2 separate regions of the Mus musculus genome follow, and region 1 is linked to region 2. Evidence: chromatin loops called from intact Hi-C (ENCODE). Cell type or tissue: heart. All regions are shown on one strand. Links, peaks and the distances in the headings refer to the core of each region. The heading gives the core; the rest is flanking DNA. Region 1 overlaps Spats2l (spermatogenesis associated, serine-rich 2-like). Region 2 holds the start of Spats2l (spermatogenesis associated, serine-rich 2-like).

Region 1 (11,757 bases), core at 3,629-7,628, 78 kb after region 2:
GTGAAATCAAAATATTTTAAATTAAATGGAAAACCCATGCCACAGATGAATGTTAATAGAACTCAAAGAGTATGTGCAGCCTCAGCTCAGAGCCTGCACCAGCTGGGATCACCCCATTGATCTCCACTGCCCTCTGCTTTGTAGCTTCCCCTTGTGCTCAGCCGGGGATGGGGTGGGGGTGGGGAGATGGATGCTTTGGCACATTATGCAAAAATGGTTAATCTCCACTCATAAGCATGTGCTGGGACTATTAGCAAAAGGGGAAAATCAAAGTGGGCCTGTCATGCAGGGTGCTCTGTATTGGCCCTGACATATCTTGTCTACGCCATGTCGATGGGTGCTCAGAGGCACAGGACCCTGCATCTATATGAGCACCTGTCCACACCTCGTCCACGGGGAACTCAGAGGCACAGGACCCTCCTGCCCACATGAGCACCTGTCTGTTGGTGAAGACATTTCTCCCAGAAAGGTCTGAAATTCGCATGGGCACATCCTGCCCTCGATCCGCTCAAGTGATATTCTAAGTGACTGGAGGCTTTTATCTGCCTCTGAAAGCAGGCCTTTTCAAATAAGTATTGACTGTTAATGACCTGTTTAAATAAAACATTCAATTTTCTTTCTTCCCCCCACAAAGAATTTAGTAGGCAGAGACATTTCTAAAGGAAAGGCTAACCCTGCTTTTCAAAAGAGGCTGAGCCAAAGCTTTTAAATGTGAACATTTTTTCCTGACATTTGCCCTTAAAATGCTATTCAGTGAAGCTGTGCTAACAGTGGGTTGAGTACATTGAAGTGTCTTTGAATAAAAATGCAACCTTGAGGGTTTTTTTCCTCCAAATTAAACAAAAATGTCCAAGGAAGTACTGCCCTACAAAATTCATATTTGTGTCACCATGCTGTCTCGTTGTTTGTATATCCTCGTTCTTAACAAAGAGAATTTCCTCTAAGGAACAGGGCTCTATACGCAACCTTAAAAGCATGAGAACTTAAAAAAAAAAGAACCCATGAGATTGTAAATCTGAGACCTCAATAATTAATAAGTGCAGAGAGGTGACACTGGCCCAGAGCACCAGAGGGAAGTTCAGGCAAGAGGAACCCTTCCTGGTAGTAAATGCAGATCAACTCTCCACTTCACAAAAGAATAAGTATTTTCCTCCTCGGTTGGCATGCAAGCACCCCACTGTGCATGGAAGACTGGACAGTGAGTCTCTGAACTAGTTGGAAGGTGATCTACATAGAGAAGTAGCCTGCTACATCAAGCCCGTGCCCTTTCTGCAGGTGAATGGTCAGCTTCCCGCCACTCTAAGAGTCCCCATCAACTCCGGGTGCCTTTTCTGACTTGCAGTGCCCAGGAGCTACAAAGGACTGTAAAGGTCATTGAATACATCCACCTTTTCTCCGCACTCAGAGACCTGAGGCTCACATGCCAGGCCTACATGAGGCCCTGTCAGGATGAAAGGCATCCTTTACAGACAAGTGCGGCTTCCTCAGCTCCCCTGCCCAAGCCTGGCTCCTTTCCTATCTACTCCTACTGCATGTCGCTCTGGGATGATGGATGTCAGGTGGAAGATGAAATGAGTCAGTCTTTCAAAGGTAATAGCATGCCCTGAACTAAGAAAAACTGCAGATGTCTCTTAAGATGTTCCTATTCAGGAAGACCGGTGGACATTCTTTTGGCAAAAAGTGGGACCTTCAAGACTGTTGGTACGATAGTTCAGAGTCCCCGAACTCTGACAGTTACTGTGAGCTGAGGCAGCAGGGCTCGGTTTGAGTCTCGGTCCTCTTAACTTTTTGCAGGTTTTTGACTTAGTCTCTTTGTGCTCAGTGCTCACAAGTATAGAATGAAACGAGTTCTAGTTTCTACCTCGAAGTTAAGAGGGATAAATAAAAATTTAAAAAAAATAACCCAAAAACCAAATGAGTTGGGTCTAGATGTAGCAGAGTCCTGACACATTACGAGCTCTCTGTAAGTGTGCTAAATGATATTGATAACCTTAGCAAAAGCACCACGCTTCAGTTCGTAGGAAATAACCCTGTTTATCCATCCAGGCTTCTGTGGGGTCTCTGACCATGAGCCTGGCTGAAACCCTGATTGCCACCTTCCTTCTCCCTCAGCCCAGCTCCTGAGTCACCCAGTCTGTCATGTGGCAGACTATTTGCATTTCTAACAAGTCCTCAGTGGTGAGGACATTCCTTGGGGAACCCCCATCCCCAAGAACCACTGCTCTGGTACAGTACTTTGCAGTAGAACATATGCATGCCCACAGACACGATTTTGAATTTTGTAGTAGACATGCTAAAGGAAATATATAAATAAAAGGAATGGATTTAAAAATTGGGTACTATGCTTTGCTTAACTTATCTATTTTATTATTTTAACATACAGGCAATATAAAAATATGAATGAGACAGTTTATATTCTTTTTGTGTTAAGTCTGTAAATTCCTGGAACTATTTTATATTTCTAGCACATTCCAGAGCAGCTATATGGGACATCGAGCTGGAGAGCAGTTGTTTTTCAATCACAACCTCAGCTCCTCTGGACCACCCAAACCTCTCTTTTCCAAATACCTCAGTTGAGGAGTTTCTGGTCATTAGGCAAGACACCTGAAGGGTCTCTAACCTGTCCCATCATGAAGTTAGGACACTTACTGTCCACTCACAATGATAACTTATTACTCTAGCAATATCCCCAGATAAACAGTCTGATTGTTATGTTTTTTTGTTTTTGTTTTTGTTTTTTTACAAATTGTGCCTCAGTAGCAGTCATTAAGATCATTTTCTTAAGTTTCTCTCCTGGCTACCTCTGGTTCTCCGAGGCCACTTCAGACAGTGTGAACAACCTGAGAACAAGAAACTAAACCGGAGAGCCATCCTGGGTTCCAGAGAAACAAAAGTGAAACCAAGTCCCATCAGGGCCTCCACAGAGAGCCAGGGCAAATGCTAATCAGCCAGGCATCTCAGGACACTCTTGGAAGTTTTCCTGTTTCCATGACTGCAGGAGAAACACAAATATGTGAACTTGGGAGTAGGCAGTTGATCACACTGACATACCCAGGAAACTTCATTGAATTATGCCAATTAGAAATGCTAAGGTAAATATATTTGTCAGGATTCCTACTACTCGGCTTTATTTCTCATAAAAATGTTTCCTTTTGTTTGGAAGCTCGCAGGTTTCAGAATGGCATTAAGGCATGCTAAGTAAGGGCATCACTCAGCGGGTACTTCAGTTTGATAGAACTTCATGCCTGAAGTGGTCCGTGTTAACCATATTTATGTTTTATTAATTTTACTCTGGAGGAGTGTGGAGATGATATATTAAAGTGGTGAATTCTTTCCTTTGTGACTGATGTCTTTGCCTAATAAGTATTTTACAACTTTCGTGGTCTTTATTTTTGTCTAGGGTATATACTAAAATATATGATAAAACATATTTAAAATGGTATTATAGCTATCCAAGTTATAATTTTAAGAAAAAAAATCTTAAAACATTAACTAAGCTTTTGAAACGCTACGTGAATAACAGCATTTAGATTTTGGGGCGTCTTTGTGCTGGCTGATAGACTGGCCGGGAACACGGTTTCGTAGACTAGAGTACAGTTGTTATGTCTCAGAACACCAATGCTGAGGAAAAATCATTAGGCAACTTCATTGTTGTACAAGCATCATGGAGTACATGTACACATGTCTATATTGTGCAGCCTCTTCCACAGATCACATGTGTGTCATATGCCAACCTGTATGTAGCTCACCATTGACCAGTGCCATATGCGGTACAAGCCTACAGTTAGGCCCCAGTAACACTGTTTGTTCCAAGAATAGCTTCAAGTGCTAATAAAAATTAGAAACCAAGTGAGAGTTTTTTCTTTGAAGAATTCAGAGTTCTCTCTGCCTTGTAGACTTGAAGCTCTTGTGATCAACAAATGTTAAGGAATGAATCATGCATCACATTGATCCATAATACACTACCAGGTGTCATAACCAAGCAAGGATTAGAGGAATTGGGAAGACCTTTTGTCTCTAAAGACTCACCAAAGGACCAATTCAACACTGAAGGCTTCTGTCTGCAGCTTGTGGGGCTGTCGGTTCCCATGGTTGGATGCTGGCCTTTGTCATAGGCAGGCTGGTAAAAATGGGTCTCTTGGAGGGCATGTTCCTTTACTATCGAGAGTAAACAAGGCTGAGATTAAAGAGACTGACTGGTCAGATGCAGTTCATAGCAGGAAACAGAGTCTCAAAGGCTGAGGCCACAACACAGTTCATCCTCACAGGAGACAGGAATGAGTCTGCTCCCATGGTGCACGAAGCATTGCAGAGGCCAAGTGTGCTTCTGAGCACCAGGCAGGACAGCACCAACTGAAAGGCGCAAACACTTGTGTGTGTGTGTGTGTGTGTATGTGTGTGTGTCTGTGTGTCTGTGTGTGTGTGTGTGTGTGTATGTGTGTGTGTGTATGTGTGTGTCTGTGTGTGTCTGTGTGTCTGTGTGTGTGTGTCTGTGTGTGTGTATGTGTCTGTGTGTGTGTGTATGTGTGTGTGTGTATGTGTGTGTCTGTGTGTGTCTGTGTGTCTGTGTGTGTGTGTCTGTGTGTGTGTATGTGTCTGTGTGTGTGTGTATATGTGTGTGTGTGTCTGTGTGTGTGTGTATGTGTGTCTCTGTGTGTGTGTGTGTATGTGTGTCTGTGTGTGTGTGTCTGTGTGTCTGTGTGTGTGTGTGTGTGTGTGTGTGTGTGTGTGTGTGAGCGTGAAGCCGAAGTTCTCCCTCACCAGCCCATGGTGCCCCCAGCGGCTATCCTGATCAGTAGAACCCAACTTCGTAGCTAGCGACTTAACTCATAATTTTTAAAGGCAAAGTAAAATTTTGATCTGTTTAGCTTGAAGCCCTTCAATTAGTTTCTATAATTGGAGATCTGGGCAATTTCCCAACCTTCTAGTGTATACCAGCCAACAGAAAGATGTGGTTTGGAAGGGACACTAGAATCTACACAGAAAGAAGACCCTGCAGGGGAAGCCCTTCACACAGGGCCGGGGTGAGGACCAGCTCCTACCATTATTCCTGTCTTCACATCTGAGAAGCCTACATAGCCCCAATCCACATTTGTAGCCAGTATTGCCTTTCATGGAAAAACAGAATCCTACTGGCATTAGTACTTAAGAAGAGCCTCTGTTGGATTGTACTGTGAGGTCAGTGAGCAGAGAAATTGCCAAGCAGGAGTGTGTGTGTGTGTGTGCGTGTGTGTGTTGGTGTCATGCACGAGCCTTATCTTGTGAACATATCTTACCATCAGCACTGGTGCCACTTTCTTAGAACTTAGGAACATCTGTTCACTGGGATCTCTCCCTGGCTCCCCTACGGATTATAACTCTTCAGCTTCAGAAAATGCTACATATCAAATCTAAACTTTAAAGCCCAAATGCCAAAACAAAACCAAACTTCTTCCACCAGGTTTCACAGGTCTATAATGGTAAAAGTAGATGTGTCGAGAAAAGCCAGCTGGCGTAGCTCTGGCTCACAGGCTTTTCCTATCAAATGACACCAAAGCAGGTGTCACCATTCACTTCCTGCGTAGCTCTGTATGTGTATGTCTTAGTGACCCGCCCATATGTACACAGTCACACACCCAAAAAAGCTAGGTAACCGGAGATGTTTACGTAATGCCAGAACTTCCATCTAGATAAGACAACCAAACTGGTGTCTGCTGAGTGCCCTCTCTGTAGATGTCTTGCAGGCATAGTGCCGATGAAGGTTTCACTTTCCATGGCTATAATCAGAAAATCCCTGCCCAGCTTCCCTGTTCATTGTTAGAGACAACCAGAGAATAATTGTTTCCTGGAACCATTCAAGGGCAGGAGTAAGCCAGAAAAAAGTGGAAGTCTGATTTGCCAGCTAGTACATTTGCTGTCTCCCTCATGCCAACTTTGGGGGCATAGCATTTGCCAAACGAAAGAGGTAAGAGGTATTTTTCAGTGGGGTGGCTGTCTGTGCAAAGCAAGTTTCGAGAACCGCCTTCCCGGGAGGGAGTATGCAGGGCCTCTGGCTAGCATGCCCAAATGCACATGTCAGTTGGCAGCGCTCTTTGGAAAGTTCTAAAAATAAAACCTGATTGTTTCCAGAATTTGATAATATGTCTAAACAGATTCCTATTTGAGAATAATTGAAGTGATACTAGAGTCTACAATGGATATTGTCAAGCTTTCATCCAAAAACTGGCAAAAGGTATTAAATCAAAATTTATATTTTACTTAAGACCTAGGTTTAAAAGAAAGTGGAAGAAATCAAAAACATTTTTGCAAACAGTGTTATACATGTGTCTTCTCTGGACGTAGGGATGCTTGATGCCAAAAGTCAGAAAGAACACAAGAAAGTGTTTCCTTGGTTTTTGATTGACAAAAAAGTCATGTAAACAGGCCGTATATGTTCAGAGAATGACTCGATGCTGACTTCTGGACAAATCTGTCATTGAATTTAACTCATTTCTACTATATCTCAAAAAGATCAAAACTATTAAAGACTTAAGATATGTTTTCAACAATAATTGTCAAAGATTTTGGCCAAATAGGAGAAACAAACTACCTCTGATTGCTGTTAGGGACACAGAGCTCAGAGTGGAGCTCCTCCACAGACAGAAAAGGTGCAGACCTGGCGTTAGGAGGAGAAAGATGGCGAGCAGTGTCCAGGGTCCACTGAGACTGGAGATGGGGCACTCACAGTGTTCAGAAGATGTGGTGAGAGCACACATGTATCCCAGAAGTTGTTTGCAGTGTATTGCTAAGTGTGCCAATGGAGAGCAGGCCAGGATGGTGCCAACTGTAGCTGTCAGAAAAGCTGTCAGAAAAAAAAGAAACTTGAGCTAAGATGAAGTTGACAGAAAAGAAATGCCCACACTAAGATAAAAGCATTCTGCATAGAAGGAAAAGAAAGAATACTGTATCTTATGTAGACAGTTGCAGCCATTTTTAATGGCTCATTCTGTAGTACTGCCCACCTGTGCTCAAAAGGCCTAACACATACGTGAGAGTAACTAAGACCTAACACATACGTGAGAGTAACTAAGACCTAACACATACGTGAGAGTAACTAAGGCAGCTGATGGTACAATGAGGAATGCCATAAGCATGCTTATTTGAAATTGACATAATTTCAGTTTTTGACTACTTCCCATTCTTCTCTTTTTTATAATAAGAAGAAACATAGTTAGGGTTCATTCCAACCTCTCTGTGTCATTTTCTGTGTTAATACGGTATGGATAAAAAGATATGCATTGCCTTCCAGAGTTACTATAGCATGCTTTTAGAACACACCTGAGTGAAATGTTGAACTGGAAAGTATTTCTCCATTCCAAGATCATACTTACAATCAGGGCTGAATGGAATGGTTTACCATGTCAGTAGGGAGAATGTCTTGGGTACTCTTTGTTGCTGTGCTAAGACACCATGACCAAGACAACTAATAGAAGAAAGAGTTTATTATGGGTGAGTCGATGATCATCATGGTGAGAAGCATGGCAGCAGGCAGGCAGGCAGGCATGTCGCCAAAGCAGAATCTGGGAGCTTATATATGATCTCAAGCTGGAGGAGCGAGAGACAGAGAGACAGAGGGAGAGAGGGAGAGAGAGGGAGAGAAAGAGAGGAAGAGAGACAGAGGGAAAGAGGTAGAGAGAGACAGAGAGACAGAGGGGGAGAGAGGGAGAGAGAGGGAGAGAAAGACAGAGGGAGAGAGACAGAAAGAGACAGAGGGAGAGAGGGAGACAGAGGGAGAGAGGGAGGGGGAGGGGGAGAAAGAGACAGAGGGAGGGAGACAGAGGGAGAGAGGGAGGGGGGGAGAGAGAGACAGAGGGAGAGAGGGAGGGGGAGAGAGAGAGACAGAGGGAGAGAGGGAGGGGGAGAGAGAGACAGAGGGAGAGAGGGAGGGGGAGAGAGAGACAGAGGGAGAGAGGGAGGGGGAGAGAGAGACAGAGGGAGAGAGGGAGACACAGGGAGAGAAACACAGAGGGAGAGAGACAAAGAGAGACAGAGGGAGAAAAGGAGAGAGAGGGAGAGAAAGACAGAGGAAGAGGGACAGAGAGAGACAGAGGGAGAGAGAGACAGAGGGAGAGAAAACTAAGAATGATATTGGTTTTTGAAAGCTTAAATCCCAATCCTAGTGATATAACTTCTTCAACAAGGCCATACCTTCTTAAACAGTGTCACCAACTGGAGACTAATCATTCAAATATATGAGCCTGTGGGGGGCTATTCTCACTCAAACCACAACAGGACACTTTGGAGATCATCTTTGAAGCATTAACCATTTCTTTTATCCCTTCTTTATAGGGCTTATACCCCTAGAAGGAAGATGGCTGAACTCAACACTCATGTGAACATCAAAGAGAAGGTAAGGTCTTACTGTATGTTAACTCTCAGAAACTGCAGACTAGTTAATATATACCTGCTGGTAAAAACGTGGTTATAATGGAAAAAGGGAAAAATGGTTTGCAGAGATGCATAGAAAGTCTGTTGCATTGATATAATATCAAAATATTCATCTGTGGAATGTGTGATAAGAACAATACATATATTTTCTCATTTTTACCATAATTTCCATGATGCAGAGGCAGAAACTGAACAACAGCACAGGTGAGCCATGTGGCTTCACATAGCACGTAGGCAGCATCTAAGAACTTGAGTGTGCAACTGCCTCTCCAACCATCTTGTGGCGGTTTCAGGTGGCCTTTTAGGTCTTTCAACCTTGAGAGTTCATGATACAGAACACCCCCTACCCCTAACCCTACTCCTACCCTTCCTCTTCCCTCTTCCATCTTTATCATTTGTTATGAACTGATCAACATTCACATCCCTTACCAGTCTGGAAAGCTTACTTGACTTTCTGTCAATATCATTCCCTTGCCATCTGTGTATTAATAAATACATTGTAGTATTGAGTCTTAACGGCCTTAAATCATATAGCCCATGGAGATAAATCTACCTAACCTACTCCATGGCAACAGAGACTAAGGGATTCATACATGATCATGAGAGCCTGGCCAGGAACCTCTGTCAGCCCTGACTCCTTCTCTAGAGGTATCCCAGACTCACTGCCTGCCATGTACTTGAATGTGGGTATTTTCTCCTCATTGCTTTCTTTGTATCCCTACCTTACTAAAAACATAGAATGAATGCTGAGAGGAGTGATATTTGTGAAGTCCTTGCAGTTTTCTTCCTAACTGGATGCCAGTACTAATGACATTAAGCACCCAGATGAAACACCCGTTCATTTAGGGTGGAGAAGCCAACATAAATACAGTAACATATAAATGAGCACAGCCATTTCAGACCACGACAGCAGCTTTGACAACGACACATCAGGTGTGTTTTGGTGGGACGGAGGTAGAGAGGTGACTATTTTACATGAGGATGTCCCAAGAGCTCTTTGAGAGGTCATGTGAGAACTGAAAGAAAGTTGATGGGATAGAAACAACCAGGTAAAGATCCGAGAATCCTGCATTTAAAAAAGGCAAAAGTATGTGCTTCAAATGCACAGAGGGAATGAGTTTGGAAAACCGGTAGCCATCGTGGGCCTGAGGGTGATGGGCAGAGGGAATGGAAACAAAGGCCAGAGGGTGCCCCTTCACCTCAGCCATTAACCTTCAGGGAATCAGGTGGAATGGAGGATTCCACGTACCTGGCTGGAAACGGTTTTGTCTTCTAATATAAAGGTCCATTTTATCATCAGTCACATGGAGGAGAAATTAACAATTCCTTCAAGCATGCAGTGTGAAAACCCCACAGAAGCAAGACTGTGACTCACATCACTGGAAGCCATAATGTGTTCCCAGCATCCTGGTGTGTAACTTGTCCGTCATCATTTCAAAACAACTGCCATTCTACACCCTGATGATAGATTGTGCTATCTGAGGTGTTGATAGAGATGTTGCAGGGGATACTGTAGCATGCATGCTTTGTTTTCTTTTGTTTCTTGTTATTGGTACTGGCCTTTATCTCAATAGGAGCTATTTCCTTTGTAATGATACATATTGTCTGTCATGAATGTTAGCACATTGTCTTGAGAAGGACCTCAGGCCTCACTAGACTGCTCGAGGTGTTTGCGTGCCAACAGGTTTCAACCATGTTAGAGCTGTGTAGGGCTCTCTTCCACAGGCAGAGGCCAGCTAATGGGAAGATGCAGGCAGGAGCATGGATTGGTGGGACATGTTTTCAGAGGCGACTGTAATGCATGCTTATATGTCTATTCAGTGACTTCCTCTTTGATGGGGACATTGAGGCTTGAGGTCACTCTTGACTTTGTCAAAGTTAGACTTTGCTGTGTCTGGTTCTGAAGCTGACTCCCTTTTCCCTGTTTCTCAGAGTTCCCACCAGCAAACAGAAAACCACAAGCGCTAGCAAAGGAGACCAGAAAAAAAAAAAACTTAATGTAGAGTTTCTTTGTAGTTTTATGTGGTGTCTTAATCGATGTAGAATTTCTATCCATTACATTCCATCATGTATTCCACAGATTATTTTAATATTCAGATATTTTAGCATATTGATCATTGAATAAACAATAGCAGAAAGCTGCAGTTCCTTGATAATGAGCCTTCATAGAGTCCCTTTATTTAAATGAAAATTTATGCTCCCCAGTTTGAAAGGCTGGGGTGGACTTCCTAGTACTGGTCACAGACTGGCTCCTTTTCAGTCATCTGTTGGTAGATGGATGCAGCCTTCTCCAGTCAAGCTATAGAATGTAAAGCCCTCTACAGAACCAGATTTATAGCAAATGGTCCCTGCAGAGTGCAGCTGGTGGTCAGAACACCACGGGAGGCCGAGCAGGCAGGATTAGGTTGTCTTATGCAGAAGAGAGGAGACAAGCTGGTCTGTGTGGGCACACAGCATGAAGGGTCAGCATGAAGGTGCCATCCGTTGGCTCGGGCATCAGAACAGTGACTGTCCAGGGCTGTCGGGTGTCCACTTGAGGAGGGATAGGAACAGTGGGTGTTTTGCTACTCCACTTGAATAACTCATCAAAATGTTGGCAGCATTTTGGAAAAGGGCACTGTTTGGGTTGTAAATGTTGTGAATCTGCATGACAGTGAGAGCAAAGCCTGCTAACTCAATTAGTGAATTCCACCCTCCCTGTCAAAAGTTAATAGACTTCTCAACTCCATCAAATAAGCCAGAATAAACAACAGAAATTCTGATCATATATAGTTTCAGATTGATTTATTTCAGTATACTTATTTCCTTTAGTTATTAGCTTGTGTGGCCTTTTATGATTAGTTTGTTTCTCAATCTGTCACACAAGGCAATGGCATTTCAGTTTTGAAAATTAAGAGTAATAATAACTGTTTTGGTCTTAAGTTACAAGCTTTTGTAGATTAATGAGCAGATTTCTAGTGGTGTTGATACAATATCTAGTCAACAACTGTGGAAATTTTTTTTTAAAAAGAAAGTCTTATGTTAGGAGCTGGCTCAGGAGACAGCTCAGTCAGTCCAGGGCTTTGTGGGCAAGCATGAGGATCTGAGGTGGAATAGCACTCATTTCAAAGGCAGGTTTGGTGACCAAGCTTGTAACCACAGCAACGGGAAGGCAGAAACCAGTAAATCCCTGGAACTTACTGGCCAGCCTCACCAAATCACTGAACTCCAGGGCCACTGAGAGACAGTCCCCCAAAAAACAAGATGGAAGGCCTTGAGAAATGACAACACACAGGGTGGGCCACTGGCTTGTGCACACACGTGCACACACACACGCGTGCACACACACACATATGCACATCTAAAAAAACA
Region 2 (11,757 bases), core at 4,792-8,791:
TTATAAACACATTTACATTACAGAATGCAAGTACCATAATAGAGGAAATTTGGGTACAAGTATTCAGAAAACAACCAACCAGATACATGTGCACAACTGCCTCTGATCCATTTTTGTATGGAAATGGTGAGGAAGCAGAAGAGTTCTCCTCTTTAAATGTAGACTCTGAGTCTACAAGGGCACTTGTTCCTACAAGGCCACCTGCACTTCCTGGCATCCAAGAGCAACACTAATCAGGACTATTAATAAGATAAATACTATACAATAATGAGAAATTTAGAGTACAGTTGACTTAAATAGATAACACTTTGTGCTAAGTAAAAGCCATGATACCATTGCTTAAGTGGTGAGCAGACATAGATGTTCTTCCTACCTCTCTATTCATGAGGTTTGTGACAGGACTGCTCTTGGTGGATGGAAGCTAACCACTCATCAGAGAATAAATGTGTCTATCTTGAGTGGATGGCAGCCTTTCCATGTGTAACTTAAACAACCCTTGCTATCTGTCTTCCTAAGAACACAACAAAGGTAGACTGAACCTAGAATTGCCTTCTTAGAATGCATACTGATGTGTCTTTTTAAAATCAAGCCCAACTTTATAATGTCTGTATGTTCCTTAAAGAGCAGCTTCTGAGAAAGGGGGTGGGGGAGGGGTAGGCTAACCTAAGAAAATGAGAAGCAGTGAAGACAGTTTGACAGGTTTAATCAAATCACACTGCTGTTTTCTCTTGTTTTTTGCTATTATTTGTTTCCAGGCTCACACACTCAAGCCTTTTCTTTTCACCCAAGTCTCCTTCTCTTCTCGAACACTTGTAAGCAGAGCCCTGGTTCCAGGTGACAGCCCGACCAACTGTAGCTGAATATCAAGAGCATGACTTAGGGCTCTGGAGCCACCCGAGTGAGCCTTGAAGCCACCCGAGTGAGCTATCATCAGTGCCTGTTTCTCCCTCAACCCCCACTTGGCCAATATCTACAATGGGTTCCTCTCTCAGTGTCACTTGGTCCTTTCCTTCCACATCTAAAATAATATGATCATACACAAATAATGTATAAGGGGGAAACCAGGAGTGCACAAAGATTAGAGTGGAAGTCCCCTACATTTCAGCCTCACTCTGAGGGTGTCACGGTGGAAGTGCCCTTCAGTTTCTACTCTCCTTCTTCCTAGATCTCACATTGGACCGAATGGTGTAACTTGACTTATTGCTTAAAAACATACCACATTCTTCCTTGTCAACACGCACATCTCTCCTTTTAGAAACAGATTTTTATTTACATGTGTCTATCTATCTATGTATGTATGTATGCATACATACATATGAGTGCTCATGGAGGCCAGAGCTATCAGATCCCCTAGGACTGGAGTTGTAGGCATACACGAACTGGACGCTTCTCTTTTGCGATCAGCAAGCACTCTTAACCACTTAGCCATCTCTCTGGCCTCTCTCCCTTATTTTAAAGTGCTTAGTATTCCACACTGTAGACACACCCAACTTATTTACCCATTCTTCTGTACATAGATGCTGAGGTGTGCACCACCTTTTCTGTCTTACAATAGCACTACAATGGACAGCTGTGTAAATGTGTTTCCATACACAGAATTTCCATAGGATAGATGGTTTGCATTGGAAAAGGGCAATCAATCGCAGGTTGTGTGCAGCTTTAGTGTTTGTGAGCACTGAAAATTGCTTTCTGAGCATGTATAGCAGGTCATATTCCAGCCAGCTAGATACACAGGAGTTCTTACTTTTTATATACATTTACACTTAGGAGAAAGACCTATTTTTGCCATAATAAGTAAAACCCATGTGTGTGCTGGTTTGCATTCTGACCATTGGTGAGTTTGAATATGTTTGCACTAGCATTAGAGCATATTCCTCTTTTTGAGGGCTGCCTCTGCACATCGTCTAGCCATTTGAAATACATCACTGCTTCTCCTTTCCATGTAAGTTTCTACAATCTGCATTAGGTCTTTACTTCTATGCTAATTTAATAATAATTTTATAATGTTTATTTTTTCTGTTACAGATTCTCATATTTTTAAATCATATTTCTAACTAATATTTTAAAGATAACTAACAATGTGAGGCAGTCTTTACTATTTTAGGACTAGGACTTTTAGTGCTTTGAAATGTTTACATTATTAATCTCTCTGGAATTTCTTCTGAAATATAGAGTAAGTTACTTATGTGTAAATCATGAGGAGGACTTTTTATTCATATATCTGTTTACTATGGGTATACAGAATGTAGACATCTTCCCATCGCTAAAAGACCAGTCCTTCCAGACTTCATATAAGGGGTCAGCAGATATCTACTACCAAGCACACCCATCCTCTGTTTGCTTGTTTGCTTTTCTTGAAATACGTGTTTCTAGACTACAAGCAGATCCATTTATTTACACTGTCCATAACTATGTTTAGAGGGCGCCAAGCAGAAGAGTTGAGTACTTATGGTACTGACCTTGGGAAGAACGATGTTTGCTGTTTACCCTTTCACAGAGAAGGCTCATTGGTTCCTGCGTGTAGTTTCAGGGTCCTTAGTTTCCATATTGGGGGGGTGGAACCATGTAGGGCAGAGGTTCTCAACCTGTGGGTCACAACCTTTTTGAGGGTTTACTAGTACTTTCACAGGGGTCGCCTAATAGCATAGGAAAACTCAGATATTTACATTTTCATAACAGTAGCAAAATTACAGTTATAAAATAATGAACAATTTTATGGTTGGGGCCACCACAACATGAGAAGCGGTATTAAAGACTGCAGCCTTAGGAAGGTTAAGAAGCACTGATGTGGGAGACTCTTCCTGACTTCGAACCAGAGGTATAGTGAATGATTAGTGCAGCCTCACACCATGACCTGGAAAGCTGAGAAATAGGAGTTAGTGTGTGCCCAGCACGAGAGTGATTGGCCACTTGTCCAAAGTACTGTCTACAATTATGAACTTATTTTTACTGATTCCAGAGTTATCAGGGTCTGTGCTAGGTAGATTTATGTCAACTTGATGCAAACTAAAGTCATCTGAGACAAGGAGACCTCAGTGGAGAAAATGCCTCCATAAGATAGGTAAGTCTATAGGGCATGTTCTTAATCAGTGATTGATGAGAGAGGGCCCAGCCCATTGTGAGTGGCGCCATCCCAGGGCTGGTGGTCCTGAGTTCTATAACAGAGCAGGATGAGCAAGCCATGGGGAGCAAGCCAGAAAGTAGCATCCCTCCATGGCCTCTGCATCAGCTCCCACCTTCAGGTTCCTGCCCTGCTTTAGTTCCTGTCATGACTTTTCTTCAATGATGAACAATGATGTGAGCACGCAAGCTGAATAAACTCTTTCCTTCCCAACTTGTTTTGATGTTTTGTCATAGAAACAGAAACCCTAACTAAGACAGAGACAGAGCTTGAATCCTGACAACCCTAAAAAGGCAGGCTCAGCAGTCCATCACTCAATATGTCAGTAAACAGACAAGTAACAGTGGCCTGGCCTGGCCTGGTGTCAGAGGCTGTAATCCCAGCACTTAGGAAGTAGAGACAAAATCATGGGTTCAAGATCATTCTTGACAACATAGAAGCTCTAGGCCACTCTAGGCTATGAGTGGATGGAGAGGGCGGGGCGTATTCATCAGAGGAAGGATTTAATGTGCCACATTGGGAAGAGAAACAAATGAAGTCCAGTGTCACCCTCCCCAAATCCCAAAAAGGTTTCGGTTGTGAGTAAAAGGGTTGGAGGTATTTGTAACTAAGTAGTCCTGGTCAGGTGTGGCTCTGCCCACCACTGACCCATCCTTGTCTCCATTCCATTATCTCCAGCAATGTGGAGAGATGAGTTGTCAGAATTTCATGGAGACTTTTCCTATAAGACAAGTGCCCCTCCTGTTTCGGACTTTTCCTTCCTCAGCATGAGACTAGACTCCAAGGGAAATTCTAATTCCTTGGGGACGATTGTTTTCATAGTCTGATCCCTGGTGGGAAGAGCACTGTGTTTCCCTTTAGAATGTCTTCACTATTGCCAAGATATCACTTTCCTATTTGTAACCAAAGTGGCTCAGATTGTAATGAAGAAGCAAAGGGCCCAGACCCAGTGACTCCGAACAAGTTCTATTCCTTACTTGTGGTATGTGTCCACTAACGACCACAGATGTGGTACTGCTCAGTGTTGTCACTGGCTCCTGTCTGATGGAGCTGCCATCTCTATGTACCTCACTGTTCTCAGTACTGGAAAGAGATAACATGGAGATCTGTGAACTCTCTCCACAGTTCTACCTCCAATCACTCTCATCCACACCATTGCCTGAAGCAAGTTGCAGGGCCATAATCCAGTCAAACGAAGGGGTGAAATCCCATCAGTTAAAGAGCTGGAATATCTGCAAACAGGTGCAGTTTGTCCATCACCTCCCTGAGGGAGATAACCTGGATCCCACGCAGTGACTATACCCAGTCAAAGTCTGTGATCTCTTTGTGGTAGGCAGTCCCATCTAGCCAAATGCTGCCTGGTGCCCTGGAACCTAGCAACTACTTCACTCCCTGTCTATACCACTCACGCAGATATTGACATTCAAAGGGACAGTGTGCAACTGATGAAAGCCTTAAGCCAGCTTTCCTGAAGGTGTTCCTTGCTCTGAATGACCCACACCTACAGATTCGGAAATCTAGCACAATGGGGATTGAAAAGCTAGGAATGTGGCATTTGACGGAAATCAATACTGTTCAGTCAGCTTTACTGACCCCCATGCTTACAGGAAGCACACGGGGTTGAGAGTGGAGGAGACAACATGGCAGAAAGCGGTAGCTGCAGGTTTAAAATATCACTTTGAGATTTTAAACATGAGGAAATACAAACCAACACACTTTGCCCTTATATATTTAGACATTTGCTGCTGTGCCATTTGTTTGCTACAAAAGGGATCTCTAGTTTTTAAATCTAGTTAATCAAACAGTAAAATGAGTATAATCTTGCAAAATAATTCTGAAGAGAATCATACTGGCATAAACTCTTGGTTATCATTTCATACAATGTACTTTTTTCAAACAATTCTCCAACATCTACTTAAAAACACAAATTGGTTTTTGTTTTTGTTTTGTTTTGTTGTTGCTGTTTTTTCACATTCCATTTCTTTGGGTTTTTACCTTTCCGGGTAATATTAGTACAGATCTATTTTATATGATTTTAAAGATTGTTTACTCTTGACTCATCAAAACGCTGTCTTGTTAGTTATTTGATGTGCAAGACGCTTTTACTGATATTTCAGCAAGTGCTTTAAACCTTAAGGTTTTACTTTTTTTCAAACCAAATTACTTTGAGCAATCAAAGGTCTGAGTTTGATTTGAAACTCTCAATAAGACGTTCAGCAGTCTGATTTCTCTTGCTACGCCGGGTCTAACTCCTGAAAGATAGCATTGTTTCCTTTGGGTTTTCAGACCGTTGCCCTTTCTGGGCAGGGCCACCACGCCCTGGAGATGAGCTGGAGTCAGGTTTGTCCTTCGGTAACTGTTACTCTGTTTTTACATCAGTCCCACGTTTTGACTTCTCTGCTCTTGGCCCACAAAGCAGTTATTATTATAGGTATGACTTACTGGAAAGCCACCCTCAAATATGAAAAGGCCAGGCCTGGCTTCTGAAAACCCTTTCATCCCTCTGGTCTTGAAAGCATTTTTTCTGTCAGACTTCAGTAAGCAAGTTGGATTTGGAGTCCCAGGAAGGTTATGAAGTGGTAGAAGAAAGGAATGAAGCCAGAGTTCAATGTTATTTCCAAAGCCCATCCTGAGGGAAACGATAATTTATTACTTGTTTTTGGAATTCTAGTCATGGGGGAACCTTCGCTCAAAACTTAAACGACTTACTTTGCAAGAAGCCCTGAAATGTGCACCACACTCCAAGTTGAATCATTCCAAGTTACTAATTAATTCTTTCAAATTCAATAAGCAATAGGGTGGCATTTGTCCTTGACTTGTACAGAAGCTGGCTTTTCCGTCTGCACAAAGGTTGGGCCAGACTGGGTTCAAATTCTTCCTCTAGTTACTAGTTGAAAACTTAGACAAGCTATTTAACTTTTTGTCTCCTTTCTTTATTTGCAAATAAGCGAAAAAAAAACATACCTACCCACTGAGTTTATCTGAAGGGTTGGATCAGATACTAAATAAAGCACACTCATTCACCAATCCAGCCTATGGGGTGGGAGAAAACTCCCAGTCAGGTAAGAAAATGAGTTATTTCCTTTCATCTCTTCTTTTAATCAGAGTGACCTTTGTCAACTGGGCTATGATGTATTGTAGATCCGAATGTTACCTGAAAGTGTAATTCGTTTCAAATAACGACTCCCTTAAATGGAATACAATTCCGCTGTTCTGAGCTTGAGAGGCGAAACCGACTGATTTGATATTTGTAGAGGGCTGAGAGCCAGGAAGCCCCCCACCCCACTCACCCAAGGAACAGTTACTGCTCAGAGAAAGGGCGGCTAGGAAGTTACCCTTCAAAAATAAACCTGAGAGCAGCCTGCATTTCCCTCTGCTGCCTCTGGAAGAGGTGTGCGATCTAAAGTGCGTCCATCATGAATAATGCTTGCCTTTCCTCTCCCAACTACTGCACTCCCAGGCAGAAACATCACCAGCCGCTGCCACTGGGTAGCTCAGGGCAGCTCAGTGGGTGATCACGCACGATTAGATGCCCGCGTGAGACCCGGAGTGAAGACGAGGAGCCAAAACACTTCAGCTCAGTCTGATTTCAAAGGTCGGGCTGAGCCCCCAGAGCTCATCCCAGGGCCTGATTTTCCGCGGCTTTTCCGAATAAGCTATCTTTGTTTACATTTGAGCTTGGCTCACTCCCAGAAAGCATTACTACCTTCTGTCCGGAGAAGCATCTCGCCTTTGCAGACGGTGCTGGGGCAGCAAAGTTCGTTTTCCTGGGTAGGGAAGAGCGATTCTCTTGCTCCTCACGCGGGTAGTACCCAGTGTTTGGACAGTAGTGGGCAGTTTAGGGTAGGTGGAGGTTTGGAGGGGAAGGGGAGAAGGTTGGTGCGGGGCAAGCCAATGAAGTGCTGAAGCTGTATGGGGGATTCTTCTAGAAAGTAGGGTGGGAAAGGAGCTAGGGAGGGCGTGTGGAGGGACAGGATCCGTGTCAGAACGTGCGTGTGAGCGGATACAAAACCCAGGGAGGCGTGATCGGCGGCGTGTGTGCAAGCCCGAGCGAGGGGCGCCGGCGGGGTGTGTGCTCCTGGTGAGTGACACGGAGGGGCGGGCGGCCGCCGGGAGGGGGCGGCTGCGCGGGCGGGAGTGTCCCTGCGTGGGGCTGGCGGCGCGGAGTTGAGGCAGTGAAGGAATCCAGCCTGCCCAGCGGCCCAGCGGCCCTACCGCCGCTTTCCCTCAGCTCGCTCTCCGCGCTGCAGGGGCCGCCAGCGCCGCGCCCCGGCCCGGGACAGAGCAGCCGCGCTCGCAACGAGGTAAGCCCGGGTCCCCGGGTCGGGCGGCTCACCAGGGCCTGCGTGGCCAGGGTGGGGGCGATCGACCAGCCGAGCGCCCGAAGGCCGCCTCCCGGGGCACTGGGTGTGGCCCGAGCTTGGCCGACCGGACGCGGAGGTCGCGGTCCTTGCCTTCCCCCGGCGGGTGGTGGGGACAGCGGCGGAACCGATCGCGGACTCGGCCTGCCCTGCTCCACGCGGGCGCCCCCCTGCGCTCCAGCTCCGCGCCGCCGATCTGCCTGCCCGGAGCGGGGCCGCAGGTCCCGAGCGCCCCGCACCCCTCGGCACCGGCGGGATCGGGTCCCAGCGTTCGCGTGCGCGCGTCGAGGGCGCGCAGGGCAGGCGGGAGGGGGCGCCCAGGCCGCCGGACCGAGCGATGTCATTGCAGGGTCTGGGCAGAAAAGCCCCCCGGAGCCCGCGGGCGCCGCGGACTGCAGCCCGGAGCGAGGGTCGTTTCTGAGTCGCGGAGACAACTTGAGTTTTGCGCATCTGGGGAGATAGCAGAGCTTCTGGCGCTCTGCTGGGAGTTCCGTGTTTACTGCGGACACCGGGGTGAAGGATCCAGCCTTCACCTGGACGGGAATGCGACGGAAACCTCCCATCCTTTCCTTCCTCCTTGCGAGTGGAGCCTTCCAGTGCGCAGTAGGGTCGGCATTTGTGAACTTGATGGGTTTTCGGCTCACAGCAGTCCTGGTTTTTAGCAGGTGCCAAGGTTGTGGAGACCTGACACACTCATTAAAGATTCTTTGTAGACAGCATTTTGCTTTGAGTGCAGCACAATCTCTATAGTGTGAGACTAGCGAAAAACCCTTGAACTTCAACCACAGCGCCGTCCTTTCCTTCCATAAAACACATGTAATATTTCACTTGCTTATTTAAAATACTAAAGTATCTGACCCCTTTGCAGCCCCGAAGATTTTAAAGGGGAGAGGGACACGGAAATTTTAGAATTTGTGCAGAGATAGAGTAAGGTCGTGCGGTCTTTATACCGTCATTCAATTTTGTTTTAGAGGAGCATTCATTGCTACTCAGACTCTGTTTCCAGAGAGTAAGCAAATGTGCAGTATGGCAGAGAAAAGAAAGGACAGGAAGTCAGAAATAGAAAAAGACTATTCAAGTAGTAGAAAAAAATATTTTGAAAGAACTCTTTAAAAAGTTGCCTTCTGGATAAAATATTTTATGAGCCTTATGAAATTGTGTTACTTAACCAGAAAGCACTGTTCTGGGAAGATGGGAGACAGTCTTATCAAGGAACTGTAATGCTTTAAAAAATCTGTATATCTGATGTTTGTTGGTTTTTTAACCAGGAACAAAAAAAATCAACTTTGGGAATGATTTTCTATTTGGACAAGGCAAATACTACTTTAGTCTCTAATTAGAGTTTTGAAATAAACTCAAGCTGGGTTAAAAACCTTTTTCTGTAGAGCAACAGAACAGAAATCATGTCAGATTCCGTATGGCTTTAAACACACACACACACACACACACACACACACACACACACACACACACACACACACGACTAGCTCCAAGGGGGAATTTGCATAAAAATACAATTAACTTGAATGCAGAGAATATTTAAGAGATGAAGGGGAAAACACTGAACATCTGGGAAAGGGGTGTATTAATTGGCAATTTTTGTTCTTTAATTTCTGAAATATTAAATGAGTGCCTAGGAATCAATTTAGGTAGTGTGCTAATTTAGTCAGGCAAAATGGCCAGGGCTTCTTTTGTGTCTGTTTTGTTGTGAGGAGCCCCCCACCAAAGTGGTCAATTGCTAGTTTCTCTGCTCGAACTAATTTCAAGTGGCCATTGTGGGAAGAGGTGATCAAAGGAACAAACACTTAGGGCACAGCATGGCAGCCAGTGAAGCGCTGCCACGTAGGTCACCTCTACTTGGAAACGGCAGCTAAGCCTTAGAAATGCCTCATTTTTAGTCTACAATCAGAGGCTAGTACCATTGCTAACAGTGGGTGTTCCTTCATGGCTGGGTGTTTTTTTTTTTTTTTTTTTTTTTTTTTTTTTTTGGAAGGGCAAAGGTGGTCTCCCCTGGAGGATCTTTACAGAACTACAGTCAACATCTTAGGAGATAAGTCAGGATACCAAGTGTCAGATCCGGTTTTGATAAAATGGAAAAAGTAGAAGTTGCTTATGGCAAATTTTAGGCTGCTGCCACCACTCTCACCATATGACAAGAGAGTACATTTTGTATGTATCTAATAGACACTGCTTAGTCACTGTTGCTTCCCTGGTGACCATCTCTGGTACTTTCATTGTTACTTGACTATGATAATCTAATCTATATGTGTATGTGAAACAGTAACTTCTATAAGTAAGACACAGGATGTAAGGGCATATGCCATGTGGACAGACTTATAAATGGTTGTGTGCATTGATCGCTGAATGGTTGAATGTAATTCACCTAATCAGGTCCTTCTACCACTACTCCACCATCAAGTGGAATTGCACAATTAAAATGGAATTTGCATTATACAAAGAGTTAAAGGAAACAGTAAACATTATAGGAGAAAAGCAAACCTTTTATTCCCTTTCCTCTTTTGAAGACAACTCTTATGAAGGTGTTATTTCCTTAACACATCAAAATGGCTAATTTAGGGCCGTGAAGCTTGTTATATAAATAGGCCATATGTTGAATTCCTACCAGGATTTATCCATTCGGTGTATTATAATGGCTAGGACCCCCTAAACACCTTAGTAGAGAGAAATGATCTGTGAAGGTTTACATCCACAGTATGTAGCATTTCCATTATGCCTATTTGATAGCTCCTACTCTTATTTTCTTATAAAAAATTCTTAAACATTATCTACCATTCTATCATAACAGATCTTTAGCTGTGGTACTGATAACTCCCCATTCCTGTTTAGCTCTTGCATAACAGACTTTTCATGTTGGTTGTCTAGTCTCAGACCAAAGACTATGGGCATGATAACAGCATCTCCTCACAGCTTATACTAATCTTGTGCCTTCGATGATGAAAGATCCTTCTGTTTCTTAATACGTTATGGTTTCTCTGGATCACATGGTCCAGGAGTCCCTTCTGGTTCTCCAATAAGAAACTGTATCAGATCTTAACCTTTTCCTGTGACAGCTCCTGCCAGTAGACCGCCCTACCTTTCCTTTTCGTCCCTCACTCCTTAGAGCCTGTGCCCTCAGGCCAGCCTTTGCTGTCTGCTGGCAAATTTTACATCCCTCCTCATCTTCCTCTCTTTACCATTGAGTTCCCCAACCCATGCTTTCTCACCACAATGACCTCCTGCAAACATGCATCTCTTGAGAATGCTTCTCCAAGATATTCTACGGGGACTCTGTCTGCAGCGAGCTTGGGCTTAATTGAGTCAAAGCTATTGCTATTCTCGATGCAAGAAGCTCCCCAAATGAAGACGGCCTCGCTTAAGACTTTTCAGCTTTGTGTGATGAAAGCGTGATGTATATTAGGCGGGAAACTCTGAGTTTCCATTCTCTCCTCGAGGTAATGATAAGGGATACAATACTCTCTTGGAATGCCTAGTAGCCTTGGGCTACAGTTTCTAGTGAGCCCTGACATCAGGAGAGGAAATAACAGTCTATGCTGTGGCCAGTAGGCCCCATGTGGTACAGGATAGCTTTGAATGGGGGCCAACACAAAACTGTAACTAACTTGAAATATTTCTTTGTTAGCATTGCTGCATAATTCTCCAGCATGAACATTGTAGGTGGCAAGATTCTCTTGCAATGTTGAAAGTCCAGGCACCTCTTCTGTGTTGCCAGTGGCTTTAGATGTAAGTACACAACACATTGTGTAAATTAAACACTTATTTATAAACTAGTCCCTGTGTCAGATGGTTTTGTCCTGCAATAAGCCAATATAAGTGTCCTGGGTATGTTTAAAGTAAACTAGACTAAGCACTGATGTCTAGCAAGTTAGGGGATATTTTTCTAATGCACTCTAAGTTTACAAGGGACACCTACAGTTCAAATACCTTGTCTTTCTGCCCTTGGTTGGCATAAAGCCCAACCTCCCAGTCTGTTTTTCATGTATTTTGTACTCTTGCCCCAATTTTATTATTTCCTACATCTTTAAAACATGAGCCTCTGTTCCTTTGCTTGTCTCCTTCTTCCCTCTGCTCTTCTGCCCTCTGCCTTATGCCCTCTGCCCTTCTGCCCTATGCCCTTCTACCCTCTGCCTTTCTGCCCTCTGCCCTTCTGCCCTCTGCCCTCTGCCCTTCTGCCCTCTGCCCTCTACCCTTGTGCCTTCTTCCCTTCTGCCCTTCTACCCTCTGCCCTGCTCATTTTCCTTTTTTCCCCTTTGTCTG

What was found. Peaks named below come from ENCODE experiments on the same cell type or tissue, not always from the same donor. Only the 100,000 strongest peaks of a DNase experiment are listed, where the experiment ranks them.
Region 1: a loop joins it to region 2, with 8 times the contacts of the local background. A loop is called at or near these places in 5 of 42 quality-filtered maps.

What each region holds. Positions count from the first base shown.
Region 1 is chr1:57,847,157-57,858,913 of GRCm38, forward strand. It overlaps Spats2l (spermatogenesis associated, serine-rich 2-like), which reads left to right. Exons shown (of 14, transcript NM_144882.4): 4 at 8,308-8,368. Among named protein-coding and RNA genes, the nearest start is that of Spats2l, 78 kb to the left of the region's middle. In heart, for the core only: no CTCF peak of the experiment used is centred there; a DNase peak (open chromatin) is centred at 5,905.
Region 2 is chr1:57,767,600-57,779,356 of GRCm38, forward strand. It overlaps Spats2l (spermatogenesis associated, serine-rich 2-like), which reads left to right and starts at 7,262. Exons shown (of 14, transcript NM_144882.4): 1 at 7,262-7,425. In heart, for the core only: CTCF peaks have their summits at 6,504 and 7,659; a DNase peak (open chromatin) is centred at 7,402; H3K4me3 peaks cover 2,515 bases; H3K27ac peaks cover 2,158 bases.